2 separate regions of the Homo sapiens genome follow, and region 1 is linked to region 2. Evidence: chromatin loops called from intact Hi-C (ENCODE). Cell type or tissue: mammary epithelial cell. All regions are shown on one strand. Links, peaks and the distances in the headings refer to the core of each region. The heading gives the core; the rest is flanking DNA.

What was found. Hi-C counts contacts between places; a loop is a spot of excess contacts. Peaks named below come from ENCODE experiments on the same cell type or tissue, not always from the same donor. Only the 100,000 strongest peaks of a DNase experiment are listed, where the experiment ranks them.
Region 1: a loop joins it to region 2, with 8 times the contacts of the local background. A loop is called at or near these places in 2 of 110 quality-filtered maps.

The regions. Positions count from the first base shown.
Region 1 is chr10:82,214,406-82,231,296 of GRCh38, forward strand. The region is part of intron 1 of NRG3 (neuregulin 3); the gene reads left to right. NRG3-AS1 (NRG3 antisense RNA 1) reads right to left here. Exons shown (of 4, transcript NR_120666.1): 3 at 15,806-15,960; 4 at 14,609-14,623. Among named protein-coding and RNA genes, the nearest start is that of NRG3-AS1, 10 kb to the right of the region's middle. In mammary epithelial cell, for the core only: a CTCF peak has its summit at 7,558; no DNase peak of the experiment used is centred there.
Region 2 is chr10:82,788,879-82,805,769 of GRCh38, forward strand. The region is part of intron 3 of NRG3 (neuregulin 3); the gene reads left to right. Among named protein-coding and RNA genes, the nearest start is that of NRG3-AS1, 560 kb to the left of the region's middle. In mammary epithelial cell, for the core only: a CTCF peak has its summit at 7,819 (motif pointing right); no DNase peak of the experiment used is centred there.

The DNA of each region.
Region 1 (16,891 bases), core at 4,325-12,324, 570 kb before region 2:
ACCTGATATGGTGAGGAAGGCAGGTAATTGATCTTACTCCATCATATCATCACATCTATTTCCACCCCCCGCCCTTGGAGACAAGGTCTCACTCCATCATTTAGGCCGGAATGCAGTGGTGCAATCATAGCTCATTGTAGTCTCAAACACCTGGGCCCAAGTGATCCTCACTGTAGTCTCCCAAGTAGCTAGGACTACAGGCACATGCCACCACACCTGGCTAATTAAAAAAAATTTTTTTTGCACAGAGATGGGGGTCTTGATATGTTGCCCAGGCTGGTCTGGAACTCCTGGCCACAAGTGATCCTCCCACCTCAGCCTCCCAAAGCACTGGGATTACTGTTGTGAGCCACCATGACCAGCCCCATCACTTCTTTTGTAGGTTTGTATTTGTTTTTATTTTTGACAAAGACTTTTATTTCACGGTGACTTCTTCACAAGTTTCCTCAGATGCTAGTCTGAACAAAGGAGAGCAGGGAACTAGAAATGTAGACTTTCTGTTTTTTCCAGCTATGGCATCACTGATCTCATCCATCTTACTAAAGTTTGTGCAGTCTTGATCATTCCCCATTCCCCCAACATGATGGCAAATACCAGTTAAGTACTCATATCTAAAGAAATCCTTTATTAACAGGAAGTTAATTAAGAACATGTACATCTCTGACATTCATCATTACAATGAGTAGAAATTAATTTTTTCAATTTCAGTTAAATTTTATTCAGCAAAAAGCTTTAACCTCTTATAATAAGATGTGAAGAATTATGAGAAATTATTTGCTGTATTTCTGGAACGAATGCATTTAATAATAGGTCAGATGAGCAAAAATGGTTGTAATTCAAATTTGAATAGAGAATTTCTTCGGTGATAGCAAATGGAACAATATGGCTTTTATAAGTAATATTTTGATTTTAAATTATTTAAAATATTCAGATGCTATTCTAGTTTTAATCCACTTTTTGCTTTCTTTCCCAGCATCCTCTGAAAGTTTATATGCTAGAGGTCTCTCCTTCAGCCACTCCTTGATCATCTCCAATTAGAAATCTATTTATTTTTCATCAGAAATGATCAATGCTACAAGTCTGATTAATATGAGTGGTGTGTATATGTGTGTGTGTGCACATGAATTTTAGACAGTTTTCTGCAGAATCATCTTCTGTTACTATTTTTCAAGACAATACTATGACAAGCCAATGTGTTCTGAATAAATTATGCAATCGATGGGTGAAGCAGGCATTTGCTTTCCAGTATTATACATCCCAACTTGTATCACACAGGCAGACTTCTGTTGACAACACTATTGACCTATATATGAAACTTTGAAACTCTGTTTTACATTTACAAAATTTGATATTTCTGATATTCTATGGGCTTCACTTTTTGACATCATGCCTTTGTACTTTTATGCAATTTGATAATTATATTCAGCCCTTTATAAATAGTTAAAATAATGTTTAATCATCTATGGTAAATGTGTAAATTCCTTACTACACACTTTCTGATTTTGTGTGTGATTTGTCAGGAAAAATTCGTGGTTTGTTTATATTTTTTATGTTTTCCTTTTTTTTTTTTTTTTTTTTTTGAGACAGAATTTCTCTCTTTTGCCCAGGCTGGAGTGCAATGGCGCGATCTCGGCTCACTGCAACCTCCGCCTCCCAGGTTCAAGCGATTCTCCTGCCTCAGCCTCCCAAGTAGAGTAGCTAGGATTACAGGCACACACTGCACACTGCCACTACTGGCTAATTTTTGGTATTTTTAGCAGAGACAGGGTTTCACCATGTTGGCCAGGCTGGTCTTGAACTCCTGACCTCAGGTGATCCACCTGCCTCGGCCTCCCAAAGTGCTGGGATTACATGCACGAACCACTGCGCCTGGCCTTTTTTTTTATGTTTTCTACACAAGACCAGATTATATTTTTTAGAACTAAGGAAAAGGAGCACTTAGAAAGTGTGGAAAATCAATGACCTTGCAATTTGATATATACTCTGGAGTATACTCTGAAATCTCAATAGTTTACAGACAAGATAGTAGAAATTAGAAAATACATTTTATATATATGTGTGTGTGTGTGTGTGTGTGTATGTGTCTCTATCTATACATATACACACACATATATGCACATATATGTGTGTGTGTACACATATGTATACATATGTATGTATATATCTGGGTGTGTGTGTGTGTGTGTGTGTATAGATATATATAGATATATATATATATATACCCTTGTGCTAAGGGATATATTTTCTAATATGTATTCATGTATTTTTATAAATCTTAAATTTTCTTCAGTCTCATAGCTACAGACTCTGTAATGTTTTTTGTTAAACTGAAAATAATCATCTCTGGTGAATCTTTCTAAACTGTGTATTTCTAAATGTTTTTACCAGTATTATTGTGTTTTTGGAATCACATTACTTTTTAGTGTAGTGATAGCAAGTATAGCGAGTTAATGCTTTTTTTAAATTAGCAAATTAATGTGAAGATCAGATCTCAAATATCAGGTTGTCTGATCTTATTCAGTATGCCATTTGGCTTAAGAAGTTCTCATTTTGTTTCTGCAGTTCACTCATACTGAGCAAATCTAGACAAAACAAATCCTGTTGCTCACTTGGAATTTAGATAATTGTTTCACAATTCAAAGAAAGAAGTTAATTAGCATGACTTTTTTTCAATTAAAAGTTATTTATTAAATTTTCTTTCCTGAAACTGTTCATTTCCTAGGAAGGTCTAGAATGGAACAAATATAAAACTAAGAAACAGCAGCTTTTACTCCATGTGACAAGGTTTTGTTGAGGGTGCCTGTGGGGCTGGCCATATTTGTCATGTGTGTAATGTGGCTGTGCCTCTGGCAAGCTGTAAGCTGGTAGTTAGTGTGGAGTCTGCATTCCAGCTACCTGGGTGCCATCGCTCTTAACACACTTCTTAGCTCAGATGTTCCAATATTTGTTCTCCTGACCTACAACATTAGGACCACGTGGGAACTTGCTAGATTCTGAGGCTCCCTCCCAGACTTTCTAAATTAGATACTCTGAGGGTGAGGCCCAGAATCTGTGTTTTAATGTGCTCTTGAGGTTATTCTGATTCCACCTAATGCTTGAGAAGCACTGCCCTAGCTTCTGTCTTGGGCAACACTCCTGAATCAGTGCCTAGCTTTTCCCAGCTGTAAAATGTAAAATACAACATTTTTCTCGTAGAATTATTGTGATAATTCAAGAAAATCATGTAAAGTTATTTCTGCAATAGTTGCCTAACAGATAGAGTGCTCTAAGGACACTGAGCGTTCTTCAAAAGCAGTATGGCCTGTGTGCTCCCATGTCTGAGCACATTTGAAAACCAGCCTCTAAAATTACACTTCCTCCTCTATCAATGATTGCAGAATCGAATGTTGCAAATGCATGGCAGTAATACATCCTTTGAAGAATGAAGTGTTATTAAAATTTCATTCCATAATATTTGTATTAGTTTTGTATTACTCAAAAGGCCTATCTTATTTTACTTTCTTAATGAAATTAATTTTTATTTCACTATGAATATTTTTTTCTAGCCCCTACTTTCATTTCCAAATTTTCTCATTTTCTTTTTAGTCTGGATATTTCCTAGATAATTTATTTCAACATTCTAGTACTGTATAATCTCAAATACCCAAAGAAAATACATTTTTTGAAATATTGATGAACTAAAACCAATAGGTATGAATGAGTCGATCCTGTGTTTAATCTACATGTGAGATATCACCTATTCTATTCCATGCAAATAGGAAGGTAAATATGATGAAGTCATTAATAATAACGAAATAAGGCTATTTTATATAAGAATTTAGGTTATGTCCCATACAAATTAACAGCATAATATTACGTGATTAGTCTTCCTGATACTAATATTTTCCTAATTTATTCTTTTCACCAGCTGCATTAAAATTCACCGCAAAGATTCAGTCCAAGGTTCTCACAGGGAACTAAAGGTTAAAATGTGTTTGTTAGCCAATATACAAGACTCTGTAATCTTATATACTACATTGGCAGGGACTGTTGGGATTCAGTTCTGTTCAGCCATGGAGGACACACTCTGTGTTGCCCTGAGACTGTGGAAAATACAGCGTCTATAACATATCCCCTTCTTACAGAGGTATGCATCTTTGAACTCAGAACTCTCCTTTGCTACTCTCATTCAAGACACTGTACAGCCCAGAACTTCCAGCCTGTGGGTTTTTCTCACCCCCTTTCTCTGCCTGAGCCCTCTGCTCAGGGTGGGATTTTCATGATCTCCCCACATATCTTTCTTCTTCTGTCTCTGCTTTTCCTCTCTTCCCAAAGCTAGAAAGCCATCTCCTAGCTTAATTACCACCTCCCATGATCTTGTCTATTTGTTGCTATTAATCTGACCTTAATAAAAGTGTTTCCTGAGATTTCACCTTATGGACATTTGGATTCAAAGTAAGGGCTAGAAATGGAGAGTTAGACGAAGGATAGATGAGCTGATTGCATCTAGGGAAGTCAAGGAGTTGGGCTTGCATTGCAGAGAATGGCTAAGAAAGGAGACCAATCTATGGGATACTTAAAAAACCTATTAAATCTGAATATCTGAGTTTGTCCATTATTAGAATTCTTTCACTAAGTGCTTCTTAAAATGATCAAAGAAACGTTTGGGATTGTGAGAAAAACAGAAACATTGTCCTGTGCATATATTAAGTGTGCTATATCAAATAATATTTCATCTTTAGCCATCAGTAACACATTTGTTCTTAGTATATATATGTCAATCTAAAAAGGGTTTCTCAACCTTAACATTATTAAATTTTTAGGTTAAATATTGTTTTGTTTGGGTGTGGGCCGCCCTGGCATTGCAGCTTCTCTAGCCTCTACATACTAGATGCTGGTAGCTATGTGACCCCTCAAAAAAATTTTTTGGCAATAAAAAATATCTTCAGACATTGTCAGATGTCTTCTGGGGGGCGTAGTCATCCAAACTCGAGATTCGCTGGTCCAGACTGTAAAAATTATCAAACTACTCTTGGGAAAGATGAATCTATTTTAAGATCCACTTGCAAGCTACATCTACATAAATGTCCATTAACCTTTAGTACTTTGTGACCTGATTTTGTGTTTCTTCTTGCATGATTATTTTTTGGGCCCTCAATATATATTTGTTAATTCTATTTCTTCAGTTTCTCTAGATGCTTTATCTGGCCAAATAGTGTATCATAGCAAATTAGTTCTAGAACCTCACTTGTCTTAATATTAGTTAATTGGAATTAATATTTGTTAATTCTATTTCTTTCATTTTTCTAGATGCCTTATCTCGCCAAATAGTGTATCCTGGCAAATTAGTTCTAGATTCTCAATAGTCTTATTATTCGTAGGTACACAATAGTCCAATGCATTAAAATGACTTTCCTTTTAATAGTTCTACGTGAATAAAAATGTATTTCCTGGCAAATTTCACCTCAATGCTGCAAATCCATTGAAAAAGGGAATAATACAGTATCACGATACAGGGAGAAAAACTTAGAAACACAATAAGATATACATACACACAACTTTACGAGAGTAAATAATAAGTAAAGATATATATGTATACACACACACATATACTGATACAGATCACTGCAAGAAAATCACAAATACCAAAGTCAACCAGAAGACGTGAGTAGAGAAAAATAGACAACAAAACAACAAATAATGCAAATTAAAGTGAGATAATCATTTTGCTGTCAAGATAGGAGAAAAACCAAGAGTGGGAAGATATTATGATTCTTCAATCATGTGGGCATGTATCTTTACTGTGTGTGTGTGTGTGTGTGTGTGTTTATCTGCTGAGGGCCTTTGAATACTCTTTCCTTGCTCAGAACAAATAGACAAATATATAATTAAGGCACCTAACAATACAGACCATATTTTCAGGGATATAGCAACTAAAAGGTCTTAGGAAGGCCAACTCAAATCCAAGCACATGGATTCCAGCTGGGGACAGGAGTGAAAGGAGTGGATTTCTTGTGTCTGTGAGCCTAGAGTGAAAAACAGCTTCAGGAAACCTTCACTTTGTTATGTATGGGATGAAATTGAAATCAAGTGTATTGTGTTAGGGGGATCCTACAGGAAGAAGATCTGGGAGATTTTTCTTGAGGTTTGGGGGCAGGCATTTAGCTGAGGGTGGACATTGAGGAGAATCTGGAGGGCTTTTATTAGAAATATGCTTCCATACCTTGCAAAAAACTCCAAAATATCACACCTGTTTCTCAATACCACATGCTTTGTACATGCCATATAACTATTTTTGATTACCAAATTTCATTTTGAGTTTTGATACTAGTTTTAAAATTACAGTTATAGCTGAGCATCATAGCCTGTAGTCCTAGCTACTAGGGAGACAGAGGCAAGAGGCTTACAACACAAGCCTGGACAACATAGTGAAATCCTATCTCTACAAAAAAATATTTAAAAATTAGTCAGGAATGATGACTTGTGCTTGCAGTTCCAGCTGCTTCAGAGGATTGCTTGAGCCCAGGAGTTGGATGCTGCAGTGAGCTATGATCATACCATCACATGCCAGCCTGGGTGACAGAAGAAGACACTATTGTCTCAAAAAATAAAACAACAGTTGTTCAGGATCATTAGGAATATATTTAATCAATGCTTTTTCAGAAATGGTGGTTTAAAAATAAGTAGGCTAGGAAGGAAGTCCTAAGTAGGTATTCTGGTCTCAGACTTGTGCTTCCTGCAACACCTTTAATATCTATAAAATAATTAGAGTTTTTGATTGTGGAGTAGGCTTGATTTGGAACTGAGGATTTTTTTCTAGACATATATTTTAATTTGAGTTTCACTCACTGCCAAAAAAAAAAATTGGCAAGACAGAGAAAGAGGAAAAAAAAAAAACAGGCCACAAAATGTAAAAGTCAAAAGCAGTCATTCCAAATTTGTGTCTTATATATTCTCTCAGACTTTGCTGTCTTCTTTATGTTTCAACATTTTTCAGATAGCATCATTAATGAACAGCCTTCCAGCCCCCCTCCATAATGCAGCTTTTTGATCCTAGTGCCCAACTGGCTTCAATCAATTCCTCTGACCATGCAGTTTATGACTCTACAAAACCTGCCAGGACTCGTTTCCTTAGTATTAGATGCAGGCAGGTAGAAATTGAGAGATGATTCCACATAATGCTCATCAAAGCAGAAAAAAATCAAACCTAATGCACAACAGGGTTACAAAGAGAAAAAGTTAAGCAGTCTGTATTAAAAACAAAAGGAAATAACAGGGACAGAAGAAAAAGAGAAAATAAAACAAGTGATTTCATGTAGGTGCTATAGAATCTTTAACCAAACCACAGGCTCTGATGAATGATCTCTTCTGCCTGAGACTCAGGACTGTCATGGTCCTTATGTCCAGGAAAAGAGCCAGCTCTTTTATTGAGTTGCCAAGAGTTGTCACTGAAGCCATCCTGAAGTTTCCTTGCTTCTAGTTAGATAGGAAGAGAAACACAAATACATTCTCCCTCGGGACGGACACTTCCAAACTAACCACTCCCATCCAGTGGTAACCTACTCCCAAATCCTCCAGGTGGCCTACTACACCCTGCTTTCTTCTGCTTGCAGTTGCCTGACATGACATTGCTCACCCTTTCTTCTTGTAAGTGTTACCTTTTTCTGTGTCCCTTTGTTATAGATGTTTGGCCTATAGTGGAAGGGCCTTACATTTGTGTCACATAAATCATGTCATGTTATTCAGCCCATTACATTTTATGTCAAGTAATACCTTATGGTATTTTACCTTTATCAATATAAAACAAATTTCTTTTGTTTTAAGTTTTTGCCCTAAACTTCAATATTATCTGGTGATGGAGTGGTAAACAGGCTCTTCATTCATGGAGCTTATAATCTAGTGTGAGTAATAGAATAGAACAATTTCTTAAATAAATCAGGAGTTAACGCCGATTGTGATGAGAACTCAGGAGAAGTGTAAGGTATGTTGGAAACAAGGAGCATAAGTTGGATGAGCGATTTAGACAAGTATTCCATATGGGACAGACAGTTCTGCCTGTCTGAAGGACACAAAGGATGTACCAAGGTTATGTTTCTAGACCCAGTTGATTAGACCCCTGGGTTTCTGCTCTTGAGACATTGCCAGAGGCCAAATTAGGCCAAGTCCCTGGGTGTGTTTGCCTCCTGTAGGGCATTTCTAAAACCAATTACTACCTTCAGATCAAGAACATTTTCTCTTATAACATCTCTTGAATTGTTTGGGTTCTCCTTTTAAGAATAACAAGTCATCCCTGCAAGCTCTTTATTTTCTGTTCTCTGTATCCACCGTGTTTTCCCTATTTTTGTTTCTTTGTTCTTTTCTTCTGAATTCTAGGTAGACTTAAGTTGGTCTTCCAAATTGTTGGCATCAATCTGGCTCTTCAGTGCCCCAATGTGGATTTCTAGTATGATTTTCCGTGGTAATTTTCTGTATGTCACATATACTTTTTACATCCTAATATGTGGCTTTATTTTCCTGTCCTGTTCTCTTCATTTTGCTTTTGGCTAGCTTGTATAGAAACATGTTATTTTTGCATTTGTATGGAAGTCATGTTGCTTTTGAATTGTAACAAAATTGAAATTTTCTTCTGGATCCTGCAGTAGATTAGCAGAAAATCTTCTTTTTGAGAAACTTAAGTATTTCCTCTCAGGATTTCTTCAGTTAGCAATTCACTAGGAAACAGAACCCGAAACAATTCTTTCAGTGTAGATTCTTTATTGAAAGGCAATGCATGGGACAGCCAGAACAACCCTGTCTACTCCAAAGGGGAGAACAGTCAGACGTGCCTGCAGCCAGCCCCAGCAGCTGCAGCTGGAATGCCGGAGAGCCAACCAAGGGTCTAGAACATGGATAAAGCTGAGATAATCTCAGGGTGTGTGTGTTACTTTGAATGTATCAGAGTACTTAATTTCTCAAAAAAACATATCACAAGACAGGCTGTCTGTTCATATAGGTAATAGTCTGCACCCTAGATCTGTATTTGGAAGAAGCTTTTCTACAACTGCAGGCCAATTGCTATTCCTGGTGGGTATTTACTAACTCACTTCTGCTTCACCTTGGCCGCTTTTCCCCCTGGCCTATCAACTCAGTTGGAGAGAATCAGAACTGGACATTTTGAACAATGGAAAAAATTGATTTCCTCCTAAATATACTACTAGGGTTTTTGCTGCCTTTGTGCACTCAGAATGCAGTGTAGTAATATTCCAGCAACCACCCCAAACACACACACACACACACACACACACACACACACACACACATACACACCACCCACGTTCTTCTGGATGCCCCACTAACATATACAGGCACACACTTCACAGACACACACTCCACGTGTTCTGCCTAATTTCTTGGTATTCTTTTCTCTTATAAATGTAGTCAACTAGCAGGAGGGCAGGAATACCAAGGAAAAGGAACCAGAATTCTGGCGCTTCCAGAAAGCAGCACCTTAGGGCTATAGGCACAGCTATTATTTTTTGGCCAGATCACAACCTGTAAGAGATACAAAGTGAGTCTGTTTCCTTTTCTACATAACCTCTGTCTTATCATGACAGAAAATGTTGCCGGATTCTGGGCCAAAGTATGAAACAGCATCAGAAAAGCCAGTTGTGTCATCTATCCAGGGATGCCACCATGTGAGAACAAGGTCCCCTAATATTCTAGAGTGCCTGGCCTCCATGCAGGGACAATTGTGTATTTATTTACAAGAATGTGAGCACCAACACTGCAGAGTTTAGGCATTTATGTTCATTGCCGTATCCTCAGCACTTACAACAGAGCCTGGATTCTAGGAGGTGGCTAATACTTTATTTTGGTGAAATATTTGATTAGAGCAGTTATGTGATTATTGGCTGTCTTCCCCTAGACTAGGAGTTCCCTGAAGGCAGCACTATACTCTTTTCTTTGCCAGGTTATCTTCTGCTTCAGGTACAGCATCTAGAACATAAAAAGTAAATACATATCATTTTATGAATAAAAAAGCACTTTTAGAATGCAGAAAGCAGAATGACTAGTAGTATAGCTGTGTTCATGTCTGCCCCTCAAATAAACTAAGTGACCTGACGATAGTGACTCTTGTATTCATCTTTGAACTTCTGACAAACCCAGCACAATTCTTTTAAGTAAGTCCTTGCTTACTAATTATTTGGTTGAATAAGCAAACAAATGGAAACATCCATAATATTAGCAAATATGATGCAAGACATGAAAAGCCTTATGCATTGAAATCTACATGACTTAACCCTAGAAGGCTGAAGTGATACCACACCAGGAAAATTACTAACTTAACAGAACACATCAAAATAAAACATTGTTCAAATCTATATAATTATCTCAATTGCCAAAAAAGTATCTGATAAAAATTCAATAGCTATTCATCATAAGCACAGTAAAAATCATAGGAAAGAGGGTTTCTTTTTTCACAGGGGAAAAATTAAATGTTTCAACAAGCATTACCTTTAATGTAGAAATATGAGACTTTCTAAAACAAACAAGAATAATATGAACATAGCTCACTTTACCATTGCTGCTACAATTATTTATTATTTTAATAGTAAAATTATTAAATATTAAGGAAAAGAATATTAAAAATAAAATCACCAGACCTCACAATATTCAGTATACTTTTAAAAATGAACTTGCAGGAAAATTGTTGTTTCAAATGTGTTTACTAGGAAGAAAAAAATGCAATTATGTAGGATTATGATTAAGACCACAAAAGATAAGTAAAAATGATACATTAAATGCTAATGTGGGGAAATAGAAGACAAAAGAGATGCATGTTAAAAAATTACAAGTTCTAACTACGGTATTAACACCTAAAATCAGTTGAATATCATTTGCAAGGAAAGAATATCGTTTCTTTAAAAAACATATGCTACTTTTTCTGTTATTACCACTAGAAGCTACATTAATTAGACACTGACATATAATAGGATAGACTCTAAGTATAAATTATTTCTCATGCACATAGCACCTTGATTGGTAGATATTATTGTCTTCTTTCTTCCAGGTAAAAGTAGAGGGTGAGAGGATGCTCAGCAGGTGGAGGAAATATACCAAGCCAGGGCACAGGTTTGGTTCTGAATGAAGGGCATGTTACCCTACAACAGTATGAACAAGAAAACATGAGTAACACAAAAGCACTAGATGAACATATACACAAGCGAACATCCTCACACACAAACATCTAGTACAAATAATTAAACTCAGAGTAATTATCAGTGTGATTATGAGAAAGAGATAACTCATGTCCCACACAGATGTAATTAACTATGTGCAAGGCATTGAGTAAGGTCTTAGGATATTCCTCAGGTTTGGAATCCCCTTCCTGCATTTTCACTTGTTAAAATAAAATCACCAAGGAATATTTACAGTGGAATATTTGAGAGAAAGTTTGTATATAGTTTATTTAGTGTTATTTGTGTTTTAATTCTACTTTAGTGTTTTGTTGAAGTATATTAAGATCACGTGGCATATTTCTGTCATAATGTCATTTAGTAAGCTCTCTCCATACCCGTTTCTTCTACGTTATTAATTTTCTTGTCGAGACTTGTATTACTTTTTTATTGTTGTTTGTTCCACTTAAAATAGGGCCATTTTAGTATCTCCAAAAACAATACTATTTCTAATTTTCTTACATTTTACCCCAAGAATCTATCCATATATTACTCAAAAAATTGAAAAAAGGCAAACTTCCAAACAACATGTTAAGGAAATAAACACACTTCAGCATCCAGTTTTCCCTAAAGGAGAAGCAATTACTCCTGGGATACTAAATGAGATTTGTCTGTGGCTCCTCTTTGAGACCAGTTTTCCTCACCAGGGATGACTTATTCATTTGTACATCAAGGAATTCTCAGCTTTCTTACCACTTCTAGAAGCTGGGGACATTTGATCATGTGTAGGACTCCTTACATTTCTGAAACACATCTCAGAAAAGCAGGTATAGCTAAGCCAACATTTTAGAAGTGCAGAAAGGCATTTTCTGGAGGCACACCCTCCAATGCTGCTTTTGGAGTCCTTGTGAGATTTTGATTTGAATCCTCCTTCTGTACCTATTAGCTATTTGAACACTGATGAGGTACTAAACCTCTATGAACCCTAAGTTTTTGTTTATTATATTAAAAATAATGCTAGCCCTTATATCCTAGAATTGTGAGGATAATTATTAGCAGGTCATATGATAGCAAATATTGACTGGGTTCTTAACACACTTCAGGCATTGTGCATGCTATATGTTTGAATCCATCTTTGTATTTAATGCTAACCACTCTATGAAATAGTTGTTATTTATCTCCATTTATAACTAGGAAACTGAGATTCAAATTGCTCATGTAATTTGGCCAAAGTCTCACAGTTAGTTGTCCAGATTCAAATTCCCCATCTATTGGACTCATAGTCTCTATACTTCCAGGATGGTTTTCACACCTATTCAGTGCTCAATAATTGTCAGTCATCACTGTTGTTATTATTGGGAGAACTTTGAAACACATTTCCCAGAAACTCTCAATTGACAAATGTGGAGCCAAGTCTCTTTTCAAGATAGGAAATTTGTCTTGTCTTTTCTGTATATGTGCTATAACATATTGCTTGCCTTCTTGTGAATCCACTAAGAGTCACATGTTGGCGGTATGTATGACATGTTCATGTCTGTCTCCTTTGTCAGGTCTCTCATGGTCCAGACATGAGAAGGTCATCTTTCCTTATTCTTCTTCCTCATTTCCACCCACTGCAGCTTGTACTTGGGCTGTTTGTATCTTGGTAAGTGCAGGAGCGCTTCAGTTCATCATCACTGCTGCTTTTTCCTCTTTCCACATACTGGATCTTGCATTAATGACTTTAAATTTGGAACCATTCATTCTACTGTGGCTGTTGGGCTTTCTCTGTCTTTATAGAGTCTCATTGCAGGAATACTTACTAAGCTCCTGAAAACTGACACACCCTTGCATTTGACAACTGGCTCATTATTATTATTATTATTATTTTATTGTATCATTTATTGATTTTGAACTTGATGCTGGGTTTGATTAAGGGAAAAAACTTAAAGGGTTTTTCTTTTTTAACTTGCTTATCTTTTGACCTTATATCTAATTTCATCTCATGACAAAGAAGAGACATGAAATGTATTTGAGGTGGTACACTGATGATTCCATCTGAATATTGCTTTGTCATTGTTTTGATTAGAAACAATAAATGGTGTTGACAAACTCTGGGAATGATTTTTATAATGAAAGAGAATAGTGAAAGTGGAGAAGTTTCAATAAATGATTTTTAAATAAAATGCTTTTCTTGAATATAAAAAACATGGTGTTGGCAGATGACATTGTAGGAAATATTACTCCAAGATAGACTGGTAAGCCTTTTACCCTTTCCACTTCTCTGTCACTTCTTGTCTTTCTAGAACATCTCATTACTTTCCTTTATGAATTCTTCCCCCAAGGCTCTGGTGTTAGGGGCAGCCTTCATTTTCCATTTCAGTTCAAGGGACTTACCACTTAATTTAAGTTTCCTCAAGTCTGACCCTCAACTCCAAAGTTCCACTCATCATTTCACTTTTTAGAGCAGAGATCACCTGCATGATAGTGTACCTATTGATGGTCCCTGATGTTTCAGAGGCCCCTACTTGTATATTCAGATGAGAATATCAACAGGGCCTTCCTCACATAACTGTAGGAAAAGGTCAAAACCCAGACCCCATAGAGAGACCTGGGACACTTCTAATTTATGAATGCAATTTTTAAAAAGATTTAAAAATTAAATGCTATGACACAAAATACAATACAATAGGAGTGAGTGATTCACAAGATAGTATGAGTATATATAAACATAAATTTATGTGGGTGTTGTAGAGTTGAATTCAAGTTCAAATTTGGGGCTTTTTGTAAATGTGAGTCACAGATTAATTTCTGACATATTGTACCCCTCATTAGGGATACAGCATTATGATAAATTTCTAAGAGAAAAATAACTAAATCACATTGTGGTCATGTTTTTAGTGGGAATAAAACTTAACCTAGAAGAGAAAGCATGTAATGCTTCATTCAAATATGATATTGATTTGCTGTGTGGCCATGGATAAACAACATAACTTCCCAGGACTTTTTTCATTTTTTTTTTATTGGGGATAGTATTAGTTACCACATTGAATGTAACTGGATATGGTGTAAGGACAAATTAATTTGTAGATATGAAATATATTTGAACTATAAAAGACTTTTGGACTTAAAATGGTAATGATGATACAGCCCCCTTTCCTCATGAAAATTAATTTAAAATAACTAGAAGGAAATTCAACCTTTATTGAAAAGAATCTTTGGCCAAATACTGGAAGAAAGGCTCCAGAGCCCAGTATGCCATTTCAGAAGTAGATGGTATGCCCTTCTGAGAAAACAATCTCTTATTTGCAACAATGCACTCTGTGGCAAGTGCATGCCTGGAAGCCACTGAACGTGATGAAGCAACTGGAGGGTCGGAGGCTGAGTCAGGAGACATTGAGACTTACCACTTGTATGAAAGGAGTCAGACAGTGAAGCAAGCTTCAAGGGAAACTCCTTCGGAAGCAGTCCTGAGTGACATCTCTCTCTCGCCTGGGGAGAATTAAAGGCTAAACTAGATATAGGAATACACTTTAATGCATTTCATGGTCAGCCTCTGACAATTACTGTTGTGCTATATCCCACTCTGACCCTCCTCCCATAGTTCCAAGTACTCACTATATTCAAAGGTAAATTACCAGCATATAGTCTATGAAGACTCACCATGTGTAAAAGGGACCATTGCAGCATAAATACCAAGGTATTAAAATAATTAGAATAGAAAGCAGAATAGAAAGCAGTTGAAAAATATTCACCAGAAAAATTTTGTCATGGAGAAAATGAAATTAATTCCCAAATGTATTACTAAATTAAGCAATAGACATTAACAAAACAATAACTTCTTTGAAATAATGTCTCAAAGCAGACATTTGGGAAACAGAAATTCAGGAAGAAATATAGCAAGGAAATAGAAGGAAATGACTGTTAAGCAGATAAAACAAGAAAATTAGTATATTAGTTTGTTCTCATGCTGCTATAAAGAACTACCCAAGACTGGGTAATTTATAAAGGAAAGAGGTTTAATTGACTCACAGTTCTGCATTGCTTGGGAGGCCTCAGGAAACTTACAATCATGGCAGAAGAGGAAACAACCATGTCCTTCTTCACATGGCAGCAGGAGAGAGAAGTGCAGAGCGAAGCAGGGAAAAGCCCCTTATAAAACCATCAGATCTTGTGAGAACTCACTCAGTAGCACAAGCACAACATGGGGGAAACTGCCCCCATGATCTAACCACCTCCCATGAGGATTACAATTCAAGTTGAGATTTTAGTTGAGGACACAGGCAAACCATATTAAGTATAGGAAAGAATAGTAGAAAAGAATGTTACATCCAAAGTTACATTGGAAATAACCTAAAGGAGAATAGAAACGGAAAATATCAAAAAGCATGTGAACAGTGAAAAAATGAAACAAAATAAATTAACAGTGAGTTAAAACAATTGTCAGGATAGATGAAAATAATCTGTTAGAAAATCCAAACAGAAAAAAGAAAAGTTCAGCATATGCATAAGTGGTGTGCCTGAAAAGGAGAAACGAATATATGGAGAAAAAAAATGTTTAAAGTTACTTTTTCCAGATGTGAAGAAGTTTTGAGAATAAACATTTTTGACTTTTAATCTTTTGTTTGGAAGCCCAACATTATGAAAAAAATTATGCAAAATGATCACCGTCAATATCCTAATCCACTTACCTTTTAAAACACAGTCATCCGTTGGTATCTTCAAGAGATTAGTTCCAGGGCTCCCAGAAGATACCAGAATTCACTGATGCTCAGGTTCTTTGGGGTATGTATTCAGAAACCACCAATATAGAAGGCCAACTAGAACAGGGAATCTTTTGGGGAGTCTGAAAGGAGATCAAATCCTAAACAAAGGGTGACTTCAGAATTCCTCTCAGTAACATTCCACATTAGGAAAAGAACAGGTCAATGCCTTTCCAGTGTTTTCAGGAAAAGGCAGTGTAACCCATGTTCCTAGACTCAGTGAATGTATCTTTTAAAGTAAGGCAACTGACAAACAGTTTTCAACATGAAATACTGCTCAGAATCTAGTTGCCAGATTCCTTTAAAAATATTCTGACAATGAAAATGAATAGAGGAATTACAGCAAAAGAACTGTTGATAAACATTAAATATGTTGAAAATATTAAATATTTCTATCTGCATTGATAAGTAAAAATATTTCTGAGAATTATGTTTACAGAACAGAATGAAAATGTTACAAAGAATAATAACATTGAAATAATTTATCTGATACAATTTAGGATGAAAAGTGGAAGAGAAGGTGAGAGGTGGTATGCATATGGTGAATTCTTCATCTTTTATAGCTGAAGGCAAAAAAATGCCACTCAATGGTGATTTATTAAATAACATAGCATAAACATGCAAAGGCATAAAAATGTAGTAAAAGTGTGTAAACAATTAAAATTAGATAATGCAGTAAGAGAAGTGATTGGAGACTAAGTGGAGGTATAAATTTTGTCAGTATTACAGTGAATGGTCAGTAGATAATAAAGAAATGTAGGATTATAAATATTATATTGGCCAGGCACAGTGGCTCATGCCTGTAATCCCAGGACTTTGGGAGGCCGAGGAGGGTGGATCACCTAAGGTCAGGAGTTCGAGACCAGCCTGGCCAATATGGTGAAACCCCGTCTCTACTAAAAATACAAAAATTAGCCAGGCATGGTGGCAGGTGCCCGTAATCCCATCTGTTCGGGAGGCTGAGGCAGGAGAATCACTTGAACCTAGGAAGGTTCAAGTGAGGTTGCAGTGAGC
Region 2 (16,891 bases), core at 3,391-11,390:
TATTCTTTGTATTGCAAAATAATATCCTAATGTATGTATACGCTACATATTTATCAGTTTATAAACATTTGGGTCATTCTCAAATTTGTGCTATGAACATTCATGTACAAGTTTTCATGTGTTTATGTTTTTATTTATTTTGAATATATATACTCAAAAGGAATAGAGTGCTGGGTCATCTGGCAACTCCATGTTTATCATTTTGAAGAACTGTGAAGATTTTACATTTCCACCAGAAATATATGAGAATTCAATTTTCTTCATATTCTTACCAACACTTTTTGTCTTCTTGTTATTTTAGTCATTATAATATTCAAGAAATGGTATCTCACTAGGGTTTTAATTTGCATTCCAATAATGTCTAATGATGTTGACCATCTTTTCATATGTTTGATGACCATTTTAAAATCTTCTATGGAGCAATAGCTATTCAAATAATGTGTCCATTTTTAAATGAGTTCTTTACATTTTTATTATTAAAGTTGTAAGTGTTCTTTATATACTCAGTGGACAAGTGTCATATTAGAAATAAAATTTGCAAATATTTTATCTCACTCTATGTATCTTCTTTTTATATTATTTGAAGTTTATTTTGCCTGATATTAGTAGAGCTACTTGAGCTCTATTTTGGTTGATGTTTGCATGGCATATCATTTTTCTATCCTTTTACCTTCAAGATATTTGATACATATAATCTGAATCTGAAGTATATCTCTTGTAGATAGCATAAAGTTGGATCATTTTTAAGTCCATTCTGCTAATATCTGCCTTTTATTGGAATGTTTGACACATTTACATTTAATGTAATTGTTGACAAGTCAGGATTTACTTCTGCCTCTTTGCTCTTTGTTTTCAGGCATTATGGGTCTTTCTTTACTCCCTATTCTTCTATCACAGCCTTCCTTAGTATTAAATGAATATATTAAAATACCATTTTAATTCCCTTTTTTTTTTAACGATGTAATTTTAAATTTTATTTTTGTAGTGGTTTCCCTGTGGATTACAATGAACATTTTCACTTAAAACAATGTAGGAATTCAATAAACATTTTTACTTAAAACAATCTAGGATTGATAACAACTTAGTTTCAGTGGTAGAGACAATCTTTGCTCATGGATAGTTCCATTTTCTCCTCCTTTTGCACTGTTATCATTAGCATATGCATATGACTTTATGCATCATAATATAATCAATGAAGTTTTTATGTATTGCTTAATGTAGCTGCCCTTTAAATCAAATGGGAAAGAAAGGGGCTTACAAACTGTATTGTCTCTAATATTTATTTATGTAGTTATCTTTATGGGTACCCTGTTTCTTCATGTGAACTTAGGGTACTGTCCAGTGCTTTTTCTATTTCTTCATTTTAGCCTGAAGGACACCCTTTGGTATTTCTTGTAGGGCAGGTCTGCTATTAATTAATATTCTCTTTATTTCTCTCATAGACATACCTTTACTTCTCCTTCAGTTTTGAAGGACAGTTTCGCTATTGGTTTTTTTCTTTCAACAGTTTGAATATGTCATCCCACCACATCGTGGCTTCTATGGTATCTAATAGGAAGCCTGCTACTAATCTCGTTGGAAATCATATGCGATGACTCCTTTTTTCGATACCTTTACAATTCTCTCATTGTATGTGTGTTTTGACAGTTTAATTATGATGGGTCTAAGTTATTATGTCTTTTAGTTTATCTTACTTGGAGGTCATTGAGCCTCTTGGATGTATGAATTAATATTTGTTAACAAATTTGGGGAATTTTCAGCCATAATTTCTTCAAGTATTCTTTTTGCCTTATTTTCTTTCTCATCCTTCTAGGACTTCCATTATGCATATGTCAGTGTGATTGATGGTACCACATAGTCTTTTTGAGGCTTTGTTCCCTTTTATTTATCTTTTTTTATTTCTGTTTCTCAAACCATAAAATCTCAATTTAGCTATCATAAATTCACTGTTTTTTTCCTTCTGCCTGCTTAAATCTGTTTTTGAACCCCTCTAGTGAACTTATTTCAATTATTGCCCATTTCAATGACACATTTTATTTATTTATTTTAAAAATAATTTCTATATAATTATTAATATTCTCTGTTTAAGGTATTATTCTCATATTTTATTTAATTATTTAGATATGAAGTCCTGTAGTTTGTTCAACATATTATGATACGTTAAAGTATGTTTAACTGACTTAAAGTTTTTTTTTATTAACATCAATATATGTATGGGCATCCTTGGAGAGACTTTAACTTACTGCTGTGCTTTCCTTTTCCCCTTCCTGCCCCCACATGGGTTTACTTTTATGTTTCTTTGTGTATCCCATAATTTTTATTGAAAGCTGAACAATTTAAGTAACGTAATGTGACAGCTCTGAAAATCAGATTCACCTCCACTTGCCAAAGCTCTTATTTGATTACTGATGTTTATTGCTGTTTTTTTTTTGGTTTTTTTTTCATTTTTGGTAACTTTCCTGGAATAATTCTGTAAAGTCTGTATTCCTTATCATGTGCAGCCACTGACATCTCTTTTCCATTAACTTAGTGGTCCACTGATTTCTACAGAGATTGCCTTAAATATCTTCATCAAGTAGAACTCTCTTCCTTTGCCAAATATTCACATTTGTGCTGGGGCAAGCCTTCAGTGCTCCAGCAGTTTACAACTCTGTAATTACCTTCACTTCTTGGTTTTTCAGGATTCAAGATCAGACAGAGGTGAGAGAGTAGGGCCTGCTGGGATCTTTCCTACCCTTGTGCACAACTCTGTTCATGCGTATAACATTGTGAATCCCTGGGAATATGTAGAGATTTTCAAAGCCCAGTAGGAAATATTATTCCCCATATTTTCATCTTAAGCTTTTTGACAAGCTTCTTGTTTGCCCCAACTTGCTTTGCTGCCTCAGGCATCAGCCACGTTAAACAATTGCTGCTGATTGCTTCAACAAACTCTCTTATGATAGGGCTTTCCTCCCTGAATGAGCTTTAAGTCAGGTCAGATAAAGTTTAAAAAAGTGACAGTTCTTCAGTTTGGAACTTCTGAAGATCTCCAAACTCTACCTCTTCCAGTGTTTAGTGGACTTCTAGTTTTTACTGCTTTTATGGCTGCTAGATTGTTAAATTTTAAAGTTCACACAGAGCTGGGGAAAGGGGGATGGAAATAGAGCTTAAAATGATACAAAGCTTGCTGGTTTTGTTGTTGTCATTTTTACCAAGGTTCTGCCTTTTTTCTTCTATAAACACTCCTTAGATTGTTACAAGCCTTTGGTTTATTTCTAGAGTTCTTAAAAAAAGTTGATTTTTTTTACAAATGTTACCTATCTTTCATTGATTTTATGGAGAGACAGATGTTTGGAGGGACTTACTTTATCATCTGGAAGTAATTAGATGTTTGGAGGGACTTACTTTATCATCTGGAAGTACTCTTCTTCATTGATAGGTCTTAAAAGTTTTGGCATTTCAGTACAACATAGATTTATGTGAATTTATCTTTCATTATTCTGCTGGGTACTCAAAGGGAATTTTAATTTGTATCTTTAATTCTGAAAAATTTTCACCAGTTTTATCTTCAATTATTACGTCTTTGTTATTCCTTCTGTTCAAGACTTTGAGTCTTATTTTGTTTCCTGTTGGAGCTTTTAATCTATTCTTCATCTCTATTAGGTGTTATTTCAATGTTTTTTGTCTTGGTCTTGCTACTGCATTCTGAGTTAAATTTTAAATATTGTCTTCCAGTTTAACAAACTCTTCTATATTGTGACTAGTTTTTGAAATTTTTAGGATGATTTAATTATTTTTTTATTTTAATTGAGGGTTTTTATTTATTTATTTATTTTTTTGACGGAGTTTTGCTCTTGTAGCCCAGGCTGGAGTGCAATGGCATGCCCTCAGCTCACCGCAACCTCCACCTCCTGAGTTCAAGCCATTCTCCTGCCTCAGCCTCCTGAGTAGCTGGGATTTTAGACATGTGCCACAACGCCCAGCTAATTTTTTGTATTTTTAGTAGAGATGGGGTTTCTCCATGTTGTTTAGGCTGGTCCGAACTCCCAACCTCAGGTGATCCGCCCACCTCGGCGTCCCAAAGTGCTGGGATTACAGGCATAAGCCACCACAGAGGTTTTTTGTTTGTTTGTTTTTTTAATCCTACCAATAAACTCAGAGTTTTCTTCTCTCTCTTTTTTTATTTTTAACAATCTCTTGGGTTTTTTATTTTGGTTTTTGAAAATGAAGATTTAAAAAAAATTTCTCTCCTGAAACATTCGTCTGTAAGTTTTAAAATGTTGATCATTCCATCTGGAGTAATTCTTCTGTGTATTGTTTGTGATGGTTGTAATTTTAACATTAAATTTCACATGAATTTTGGAATTTGGATTTGCTGGCTCATTTTTGAGTGGGAGTTTGTTGTGTTTCATTTTACTTTTCCTCTCTGTTTATGCTTACTTTTTTCTCCCTACCATTTCTTGGCTCACATTAAATAATGAATCACTATAATGTAATTGGACGTATCTGTGCTGAGACAGTATTAGGGAGAGGGTAGATATGGTCACCCAGTCAGGAAGCATCTTATTGTCTCATTTTAAGTCTCTGGCTGTCATCTCCCTAGGCCTGCAGCTACCAGGAACTAGAAATCTGAAAAGTGTTCAGTGACATCTCTCTACCCCCTTATTTATTCTGGGGAGATTTAAAACTTAAGCCTTCTCAGATCCAGGTGTCATTCAGAATAAGGTTATGTTGCAATAGCTTATAACCCTAACATCTCTGTGGCATTAAAAAACAACAACGAAGTTTCATTTCTCACTAATCTTTAATGTCTGTTGTGGGTCCTGTGGCTATGTCTTATCATCACTTTTATTCTGTGACTGAGATAGATGAGATTGTCTCTTCCTGGATCAAAAGCATATGGGAAAACTGATCAGTGGCTTCTAAAGCTTCTTCCACAAGGCATCATATCATTTTTGCTCACATTCCATAGACTCGAACAAGTCATGAGGCCAAGCCTAACATTAATACCACAATAAAGTAGATTCTGCCCCACTAGAGGGTTAATATTTTATATTAAAGTATAATATGGTCTACCAAATTCTCTTTCACTTATTTTTTTTACCTGTAATAGTGTAACCTTTAGCTACCACTGTCTGCTTTGATTCCCTCAAACTGCCTGAACTATTGCTTCAGCTGTGAACAACACTTTCTATTTCTATTCTATTCTGTGTACTTGTTTTCTTGATTTTAGCCCAATTATCTCTCTGATTTTCTATTTTTCTCTTTGTGTCTCATTGTTCTATGTTTGGAGCATAGGAAGGTGCCTCAGATAATAAATTAAATATCCTATCTCATTCATAATGGCATCAATTTTTTTTGGTGGAAGAAAAACAAACTTCACAAATCCATAATTAAATCTCCTCTCTCTCCCACAAATCACCTTTTGGAATCAGTTTTAGTATCAGACTAGGGAACCAACATCCTCTGTGTCTGGTATGAGATGCAATCTTTATATTTCTTTAAGGTTTTGGTGTTAATTGATCCAGTAGAATTTTTATGTAACCAAAATTTATTCCTTGGCCTGAAATGTTCTCTAATTAGTTACTATAAACTGGTGCTTATTCAGCCGAGCTGTGCAATTTTGGGACTTTTGGGTTAATAAAAGCCTAATCTGCTCATTTGTTTACACTGTTTACTCCCTAAAGGCTTATGCTTTGTGACTGAAAACAATGCTTAATAAGCAGAAGAAAGCATGTTAATTGTAGGCACTGCCATGCTGCTGTGTACCTAAGAGCTGGGCTTGGCTGCAGCTCAAACAGGTCTTGGGTAGAACTAACCAAGTTGCCCTCAAGCTTAACTTCCAATTGTCACAAAATTCATCTTGGGCTTAGAGATGAATTTTAAATACATCGAAGAGTAAAATGCTCTGTTACCAGAGTGGGTCAGTGGAGCTCAGCTACCATCGATCTACACTCTAACTCTCTTCCTCCATCAACCTTTACATCCTCTAATGGAGGAATGTCTCCCATATGAAATAGTGGCCACTCACCCAAATGTAATATTGGTGACAGACAAAGGGAAACTAAGCTCTAACCTCTCTCCCCACCAAAAGTTCACATTTCTTCAGTCAAATCATCATGTGGACAGAAATCAATTTCTTCTCTATGCTGTCACTGAGAAAGAGGGAATATATAAAACTCACGTATAAAAATACAGAAGTAAAATGAAGATCTCTATGTTAAGTGAGTACTATCCAGAATAATTGATTTCCATTACTGGATATCTTCAAATAAATGATTGATGGTAATTTGATATCACAAAAGAGAAAGCAGTATTTTTTATAAAAAAGCTTTATTGGTATAACAGAGGTATAATGACATTTTTTAAAAAGTTACACATGTAATGTATATAACCTTAATGAGTCTGGACACTTGTGATACTGTTACCACAACCAAGGTGTGAAACATATCATCAAGACCACAGTTTTTGTGTATGTGTGCACATTCATGACAGGATATGTGTTACAGAGCTAATGTCTTTATTTTAAAAAGCTTTATTCATTTGGATTTTATTCCTTACTATTATATTCTTTATTCAACAGTTGTCTTTCCATCTCATCTCTCCTGATTCTTCCCCATGCTTTAAAAAATGTTAATGTCTTCTTGAGACTGTCAAAAACAACATTACAACAAATTTCTTTATAGATCTAATTGGCTTTTATAGGTGATACATGAATCAGGGCAGCCTTCATTCTACAAAACTGAACAAGTGTTCTTCTGGGCAGGGGCAAAACACTGGGTTTTGAAAGGTGAAAAGTAGGAAATAGAAAAATGGAAATCTAGTAAGCATCATATTACCTCAGGTTACTTTTTTTAAAGGGGTAAAGCAGAAGAGACTTCCTTATTAGGATTACTGAGGTAAACTGGAATCTCTTGTTTTCAGGAAAGATTGTTTTGTTTGGGGATCTATCTGCTTTCTTAAATTTTCATTTTAATTATGTGGCATTTAGCATGAGTGACTCCATTTTGGTTTGGTCTGGTCGTTTAGGGCCTAGTGCAGGAGTTCAGTCTGAAACAATGGCCTCCCATAATCTTGTTTAACAATTCTAAAAGAAGGTCGTTCCTTTAACTCTATTCCTCTCTGTGGTTTCATCCCTCTCCTTTACCAATCGATTCATATTTACTTTTGTATGTTCTCAAAGGCAAGTTAAATAATACTGCATACTGAAGTCTGTTCAGTGTCCCCACAATCATAATAAAATGTCTAAGACAGACTTATGAGCTTCTCAAACTGTGTTGTGGGTGTACTTTTAGGCTCATGTGAGATCATGAATATGGTGCATTCTCCTGAAGTATCAATTTTACTCAGTACTGAAAACATTATTCTATCATTAAAACAAACACAACTAGATTAGAGAGTATATTGCAAAATCTCCATGAACTTAATACTAAAATAAGAGTCTGAAAGCCGACTGGTACCCCAGATTGTCAATCAGCTCCTATTGGAAGCCTGTCAAGTCCACCATAGAGCAGCAGCCAAACCATTTCATGGGAGAGAACGAGGACTCTGCAGCGAAGTCTGAAAGTGCTGCAGCCCTCTGGACCCTGTGGACTCTCAAAACTAATCAAATGGAATGTCCATCCAAGACAAAGCCCCGCACCAATGTGAAATTGTTGAGAGAAAACCAAAATTTATCAAATAGCTACAATAGAAGCAAAGGAAATAAAGTGGTAAAGAGAGAGAGAGGGGGAGGCAAAGAAAAGGAGGAACAAAAGCAGCATTACCACAGTGAATGTGAATTTTAAAATTATTTTCTCATTTATTATTTTGCAAAAATGACAGGAGAGGGAGCCCTAGAGCCATAATGCTAGAAAACTATCCTGACCCTTCCTCTTTCCTAAAAGTACAAAGAAACTCCAAAGAAGAAAAGAGGAGAAAGATGAGGAGGAGGAGGAAGAGAGGAGAGGAATAGGGGTAAAAATAAATCTTGGTCAACTCTTATACAAACTTATTATAAATTCTTACAGGGAAGGAGAATGAAAACAGAATGATGCAGACAAGGAAATTATGCCATAAAGCTAGTCCCAAAACAAATGAAAACTACAACCTAATATTTTTTAAAAATAGCTAAAATAAGAAGCTATGAAAAAAAGATGTATACCAGAATTAGAAAAACTCTGAAAAGAGGCAATTAGAAAAATTAAGATCTAAAAAGAGAAGTAACAGGACAAATTTAGAAATGAAAATGAACCTTTTTACAATCAGTCTTCATTTTTACTCCATTGCGTTCGACACTGTTGTTCTGAAAGTCTTTCCTGCTCTGGACTCTGGAAGATGTTAGTCCTTCTAATTCTCCTGCAGCTACTGCTTCCTGCTCTAATTCATGGCTCTTCATCACTGCCATAGAAATGGGACGTTTCCTATGGCTCTCTCTGGGCCACATCTTTCAGTTAACTTGGCCCAGTGGCTGCAACAACTTTTAAAGTTTATAAATAACTTTAAATATGGCTGCATTTCAAATAAACCCCTCACTTCTTGACCTGCTCCATACTTGACTATCCAGGTGCCTTTGGGATGTCTCACTGGCATTTCAGGTGGGTCATGTCCAAAGTCACCTACTCAGTGCTTAAATCTACCTCTCATATACAATTTCATAATTTGGAAAACAATGTTTTTTTTCTGTCACTCAGATTCAAAACTCCAGAAGCATCCATCACTGCTTTCTTCTTTGTCATGTTCATTATATCAAATGTCCTTGTTTGCTCATGTCTGCCCCCAAAGTACCTCGAATCTGTTCTCTCCTTTAACTCTTCACTGCCACTCCCTCAACACCACTCTCTACTTGCAATAAATAACTGTTTTTTGCCTTCTCTGACTTCATTTTGTCTCATCTGCTAGTGATGTTGTCAAACTGATCTCAATTGGTAGATCGGAGTTGTCTTCTAGGGGAGTTTATGAATGTAAACAAAACTGTGAATGTGGCCTCCTGAAGTTGCATATTTGACCTGGCTCTGTCTTCTTCAGGGCAACAGATTCTCAACCTGGTTTTGTTGTTAGTACAGTTGAAAGAATTAATTTTAAGAAAAACAAGTCAGAAGAAATTACAGTGCAGTAACTAGTAAAATAATCATGACTACATTAAAATATTTTTAAATACCCTTAAAATGGTTCAAGGTATTATCCTCTAGAAGTGTATTGCTATTTATTGCCTTTTCAATACTCTTTTGTATACCTGAGGCAATGTCTTTGAGAACCTACTTGAAAAAAAGTGTAACACTGTTTTCCTCTTACTCACAGTACCTTGTACCCTGATATTTGTAACATCACAAAACCCACAGAGTTAGGGGCTGACCAAATATACACAGTAAGTTATAGTATTGGGTAAATGAAACAATCCTGCAACAAAAGATTCTTCAGTTCCAATACAGAAGAATAAAGGAAACACAATTTAATTTTGAGAAAGCATTACCAGGTTGACATGTATATAAGGTGGCACACAAGAAACTATAAACTCTGGACAGAATCTTACACAAATCTATACAGCAGTCAAAGAAAGAACAATAGAAACTTCTCTTATCTCCTTGAGAGATAAATAGATGAGCCCTGTCATCTGCTCTATAGTTGTGAGATAGCACAGAGCTAATTTGTAGGTTTACAGTTCCAAGGGGAAGAAGGCCAGAAAACTGAATCAAAAGGACTATCTTGTTTGGGGGTTTATTAAGTTTACAAGGAAACACCCCAAAGGAAAAAAGCGTGAGTATGAAGCCACTTCTCTCCTCAAAGAAAATTTTATAATTTATTTTTACAGTTGCAACTACAATCACTTGTAAAGACAAATCCCAGATTCCTTAGAAACTAGAAGCATAGTAATGAAGAGTTCTCGAAACATCTGCAAGCTACTGTGTATAAATGGAAAATCACTGGGCTATAGAGAGACGGTCAGATTTTTTGTGTGTGGAATTTTTAATGCATTTTGTAATCTCACATCAACTTGATTTTTACTCACATTTCCCACTCCTACATCCTTATCTCGGACCCCTTGGGATATAGAGAAGGACTGGCTGGGCTGGAGTCAGTTGGAATGCAGACAGTGGTAGGTCACACAGAGGCTCTGCAGGTGACTGGGAGATACTCAAGGTTCATAGGATAATTGGATGTCAGTCATTCTGATAGTGGAATTCAATGATATAGAAGAGGATTATTTAGACAATATGTAGTCAAGCAGTCTGCCAATAATTTATTGAGTACCTGCTATATGCCAGGGGCTAGATAATTTCCAAGAACAGAGTATATCAGCATGATAGAGTTCTAACAAAAGATGCTGAGACTTATTGGTGCGGCTGTATATCTGGAGAAGAGCTCCGGTGTCTAGAAAATGAGAGAGGTAAAGAGATTTTACCCTAGGCTGGGTGCGGTGGCTCACACCTGTAATCCTAGCACTTTGAGAGGCCAAGGCGGGCGGATCACCGAAGTCAGGAGTTCAAACCAGCCTGGCCAATGCGGTGAAACCCCATCTCTACTAAAAATACAAAAACTAGCTGGGCATGTTGGCTTGTACCAGTAATCCCAGCTACTCAGGAGGCTGAGGCAGGAGAGTCACTTGAACCGGGGAGTCAGAGGTTGCAGTGAGGTGAGATTGCGCCATTGCACTCCAGCCTGGGTGACAAGAGCGAAATTCCGTCTCAAAAAAAAAAAAAAAAGACATTTCAGTCTAACGTAAAGGAAATCTCTCTAGAAACTGGAGTATTATGTAAGAGATGGTCTTTTGAGAAATACAGGCAGAAGCCATGTAGCATTTGTTGACAACACTGATGGGGGATTCGTGCACCAGGCCCAATGGTGAACTCTAGAATCTCTAGGTCTCTAGGGTTCCTTCTAATTCAAGAAGCCAAGTGAGACACTGTAGCAGACAGTGTCTCCAGGCAGGGTACTGAGCAAAGAGGATAGTGAAAAGGGCAGTGAAACATCGGCCTTTTTCACTGGCAACTTCAAGACTCACTGCCTACAATGTAAGTATTCCTCGTATTCCCTAACAACAGTTCAACTGGAAGAGTGGTTTCTGTGAATCCCTTTGACTTTTTATCTTGCCTTGGTCCTGGCTCCATGGAGGTCCACTGTCCAAGAATAGAAGAGCTGGACCCGCCATGATACACCCTTCGTCATGTTGGCCATGTCTGGATAGGTCCCTTGACTTCAGTGTCTTTCTTAAGGTTCCTGCCTTTGGTTCTCTTTGCTTCCTCTTTGGATTTATAGCCGGTTTCTGACTCTCTTGTGCTTGAATCTTATTTCTCGGTTTTCTGTCTCTATCGCCTTCTAGACTATTACTTGTGATTTAAAAAACTATATTTGCTAGCTATCTGAAAATCAAGTTAACATTAGCAAAATGTTTTAGCAATGCTCTGGGTTTCTACATCTTTACTTTTCTGCGGAAGGTGAGAGACATCTTACATTTGGTTAGGATATTTCTTAGTTTCCCTTGTGATTTTTGGTTTTAACAAATGAGCAAGCCCCAGGGTGATTATTATAACAATTATTTTTACCTACGGGCAAGAAAGGGAAACATATTCAACCACTAACATTGACTTAGCTTTATTTTTAAGCATCCCAATCATTAGCACCATTCATTCATTTAACAAATATTGAACTCTGTTTTACAGTAATTTACTGTGCTGAATGTTATAGGGAATGAGAGTGTGCATATTACATGTTAATGATATTGCCTAGCATTTAGTAGGTGCTTAATTAATGTTAGTACATTTGGCTGTTGATGATGACAAAAATGATGAAAGTGGCATACATAGTATTAATGAAGTCTATTTTCTGTATTATAATATTTGGAAGTTATAGGAGATTAGCAAACAAGCTGCAAAGTACCAAATAAGATATATTAAAGCAAGAGTTCAGTCTCAAATGCTAGTGAAGGAGGCATTTCTAAATGTGACTAGGAGTCTCCCAATTTGAATTTTCACTTCCCTTAAGGTGACCTGAGCAGAATCCAAATCCTTTGACTTGATGTGGGTGGACAGCTGGTGCACAGAGGAGCTAGGGGCACAATTGAGCTGGAAAGGCTGTTAACTGAAGTATCCTAAGACTGCCTAATTAAGGGGAAGAGATCTGGGGAGCTGGAAGGTGGGAAAGAATTGAATTCTTCTTTATCAAAGGGCAAAGGCAAGGTTATGAAAGTAAATGAGTATTGTGTTCAGATAGAGAAATAGTGGTATAGTGAATGCAGCAAAGATACTTCAAATGACTGAGTCCTGGGAAAAGGAGCATGTGATGGAACATGCCTATTAGGCAGACTAGTGTGTTCCGCTAGAGAAAAGTTGCACTTCGAAGATGTGGCCACTGTCTGGAGGTACATATTTTAAACCACTGTATCCATATCAGTCCAACCACCATGTTTAATCTCAGGAATCTGGAGAGATTTATCCATGGTATCGGGATCAGTAAGCACTGGAAATTAAGAGCGTAAGACTGAAGTAACTATGAAAACTTATAGTTGAAGTGGTCACTCCATCAGCTTCCTTATGTGTTGGCAAGATAGTGTTAGAAAAACATCTTTCTTTTTCTTTCTGTCTTCAAAAAATGAGCTGACACATTCCATCTGGAATGTGTCATTAAGGCCAGTAGCAGATTGCCAAGCCCTCCAACAATGAATTACAGCCATCAAGCTGTGGCATTGGAGAAGTAAGGGTTAATCATTGTGTCATTGGTATCCACAGAGTTCATAATTTTGGACTTTGTGCAAATGGAAAATTGTAATCTTCAGCTGCCTTTTGCCAGGCTACAGAATGGCAGCAGAGTCCAATGTGATAGACATATTAGTGGTAAAAAGCCTGTTTACCTGGTGCAAACAGGGCTTATCTTTCAAGACACTATTTGAAGAGTACGCAGAATTTCTTGGGAGAGGAATATTCTGGAGGATGGATATATTCACTTGCCCCTGTGGCATTTGTTTTCTCCTTGTAATGTCTGTGTGATGTGATGGTAAATTCAGAATATCTGTTCCAATAGACACATTCAATGTAACACTCAACATGATCCATTGCTATCCCATGCTTTGCTTTCTTCGGGTTCCTTTAAATTACCAAAGTCTCTTGTATGTGAGCTGCTTTGACCAGTTTTCATTTTAGGAATGAGAGGAAAGCATCTCTTACCAAAAAAGTAGGAAAATTCCACCATTAGTTACCCATTTAATTTGTTTCAAATAGCATGTGAAAAACAGCAGTCATCTAGGTAAAAGAATGGGCTGAATCCACTAGAGGTGCGTAGTATGAGTTTTTTAACCAAATTCCTTTACTCTAATACTTTTGTGAGATCAGATATAGTTAAAGAATGTTTGATTGGGTGCTAGGAAAGTGAGAGAAAACAGAGCTCATTCACGACAGAGAGAGGAGGCCCTGGTGTGTTGCCACAAATGAGTAGCATCTTGGATAAATGCAAATGTCTGGAAGTCAGGGGAGAGTGGATATTAGCAGAAAATGAATGTGCAAAAGGGTTTGAAATATTTCAAACTTTATAAATCAGCTTGAGGCTACTCTGCATGATCTAACTTTTTTGAAAACAAACATGCTGATCAAGGGGGTCAAATTGGTGAGCTCAGGTTTAATGGACTAAAACTGAGAAACTAAAAATTACAGCAACTGCCAAGAACCTTGCATATCCTTATCAGTTTATGATATTTACTCAGATATATTGATTTCAAGACAAAAATATATCTTTCAAATTGTGTCTACATAAAATATCAGGGTTAATGTAGAAGAACAGGACAACCCATGGAGTAGTACTATTTACCAGGCCCTTTATTTTTATTTTTTTTAAATTTTTTGAGACAAGATCTCGCTCTGTCACCCAGGCTGGAGTGCAGTGGCCTGATCACGGCTCACTGAAGCTTTGATCTCCTGGGCTCCAACCATCTGCCCCACTCAGCCTCCTAAGTAGCTGGGACTACAGGCACGCACCACCAAGCCCAGCTAATTTTCGGTTTTTGATTATTTTTGTTTTGTTTTTATGGTAGGGACAAGGCTTTGCCATTTTGCCCAGGCTGGTCTCAAAATCCTGGGCTCAAATGATTCACCTGTCTTGGCTCCCAGAGTGTTGGGATTACAGATGTAAACATCGCACCCAGCCTCCCTAGGTTCCTTATTTTGTGATTGTGTTGAATGTTTACTACAATCCTCTGAACTAACACAAAGATTTTATGATGTAGAAAATTCTGGTTTAAAGAGTATCAAAGAAACCGTCTGAGGCTATGTGAATCTTAAGGGAGGAATTTTGCATTCAGAACTCTGTGAGGACTCCAGACCCCTATACTTCCTGTAGATGATCCTCCCCTCCAGTAAAGGCACCTGTGTTGAATGAGTGCAGACCATTCAAGGGATTCGGTTGTAGTATGACAGGGGCAGTAGAAAACTTTATCTGTGGATGTGAGAGTCGGTTTAGAAGTTTATTTTGGAAATGTGTGGTCAATATTCTTTTAAATTGCCTGTAAATGTTTCTGCGCTTATTTGTGTGGGACTCTAAATGACAGAATAGATAGGGAAATCTAGTTACCCATCTATCTCCTAATAAATCATTGAAGACAATTGCATCAACAGAAGTATGTGTATTTCATCTTTGCTGAAGGGCACATTTAAAAAAATGTTAGTTCAATAATCTCATTTGTAAATCTCAGAAATCTTGTGATGTATAATTTTTCACCTTAAAGAGTTTCTTTTTCTTTCATTCATTCATTTTTTTGACTTTATGAGAGAATCAGAATCTCTTTGACATCATTTGCAGAACATTGCAGATGAATAAAAGGGTGGTGATTGAGTTATTCCGGTGTTGAGGAAAGAGTGTGGGCTTTCAAGTCAGACATGCCCATGATGAAGCGTAAATATGTATTTTGAGTTATAAAATGAAGACAACAATACTTCTCACAGGATCGTGGGGAAAATTAAATGAGATAATGGCTACAAAAAATATTTAGCTCAATAATTTGAACACACGAAGTAGTCCCTCCTTATCCATGGCTTCACTTTACGGTTTTAGTTCCCCAAGGTCAACCATAGTCCAAAAATATTAAGTGGACAGTTCCAGGCATAAACAATTTATAAGTTTTAAATTGTGTACTGTTCTGAATACTGTGATGAAATTTCACACCATTATGCTTTGTCCCTTTGTCCAGCACATCCGCGCCATCCGTGCTCCCAGCCCACCAGTCACTTAGTAGCTGTTTCACTTATCAGATCAACCATCACAGTGGCACTGTGCTAGTGTCCAAGTAACCCTTGTTTTACTTAATGGCCCCAAAGTGCAAGAGTGGTGATGCTGTCAATTTGCACCCGCCAAAGAGAAACTGCAAAGTGCTTCCTTTAAGTGAAAAGGTGAAACTTCTGGACTTAATAAGGAAAGAAAAAATTATATGCTGACATTGCTAAGATCTATGGTAAGAATGAATCTTCTAAGTGAAATTCTGAAGAAGGCAAAAGAAATTCATGCTAATTTTGCTGTCACACATCAAGCTGCAAAGGTTTTGGCTACAATGCATGATAAGGGCTTAATTAAGATGGAAAAGGCATTGCATTTGTGGGTGGAAGACATGAACAGAAATGTATTTCGAACGACAGCAATCAGGTTCAGTACTGTTCGTGGTTTCTGGCATCCACAGGGGGTCGAGGATAAAAGGGGGCCACTATAGTAAGTGCTCAATAAATGCTAGCCACAAAATCATTATCATTCTTATTGCTATAATCACACATGAGAAAATCAATTATCTTCTTCAGGCCTTGGATTCCAATCTTGTAAAGTGAGGTTTAAATGAGAATGCATATGTGAAGCATTTGCCTTACAACACAAAGCCTTAATAAGTGCCAGTGACTCTTCTCCATCCGTTTTCATCCAGACACCACTTTCTTGCCAACTAACTGCCCTTTGCTAGGCTTGAGAATGCAGACGGTCAAAATTGACGCTATTTTCAGAGCCACAGAATTTCAACATAGCCTATCTGGGAAGGTACACATTCTCAAATTTACCTTCCCTGACTACAGAAGTTACCAAATGTGGAAACTTTGATCCATACTTTATCTAATTAGATACCAATTAGCTTTCTGCTATAAGAAATGTACTACTGGGGTTAGTACTACTGGGGGTTAGAGCATCCCAAGTATATTGAAGCCAATCATGTAATTTTCATCAGCTTTTCTTAGAACTCATTTTTAGTCAGTGCTATTCAAATGTATTATGCACACAAATCCCCTGATGAACCTGTGACAAATGAAGGTTTTGTTTCACAAGGTTGGGGAAGAGGCTGGAGGTTCTGAATTTCTAAGGTCTCAGTTGATGGCAATGCTGCAAGACCATCCCTTTGAGTGGTTAGAGTCTTGGGTCCTTGCTAATATTGTGGTAGGTAATGAGCCCTCACCCTAGTTAGACTGCAGCTTTCACCAGCAGATACCATCGGACATTCCTTTGATCGTATATCTTCCACTATCAGCTTTGTGTCTCATTTTTTCAGCATACTTTCATTTAAACGTGAATGCACTTAGAGTAAAACCACTCACTGCTCCTCAAATAATTCCCTTTAATCTTGTCTCTGCGTCTTTTGTCCCTGTGTCTTTCTTTTATTTATTTATTTATATTTTTCTTTTTAGTACCCTTCCCCTTTGTCAGCTTTGCAAAATCCTTCCAGACCCTGTTTAAATCTTTCCTCCTCCGTTTAGAAACTGGCTTGAAGGGGAGAGGTGTCATTGCCAGATCTTGAGGCCCTGGGAGGAAATCTGCTGGAAGGTGGGGAGGTGTATGGAGGATGGAAGCAGACACATGAGTTAAGAGGCTGATGTATTAGAGCATGAAAGAGGTGACGTGGTCTTGAATCTGGGATGATCTCCAAGGAGATGTTCCTGATGAGCTTATGACTTGGGCAAATTGGCTAAGCAACCTGAGC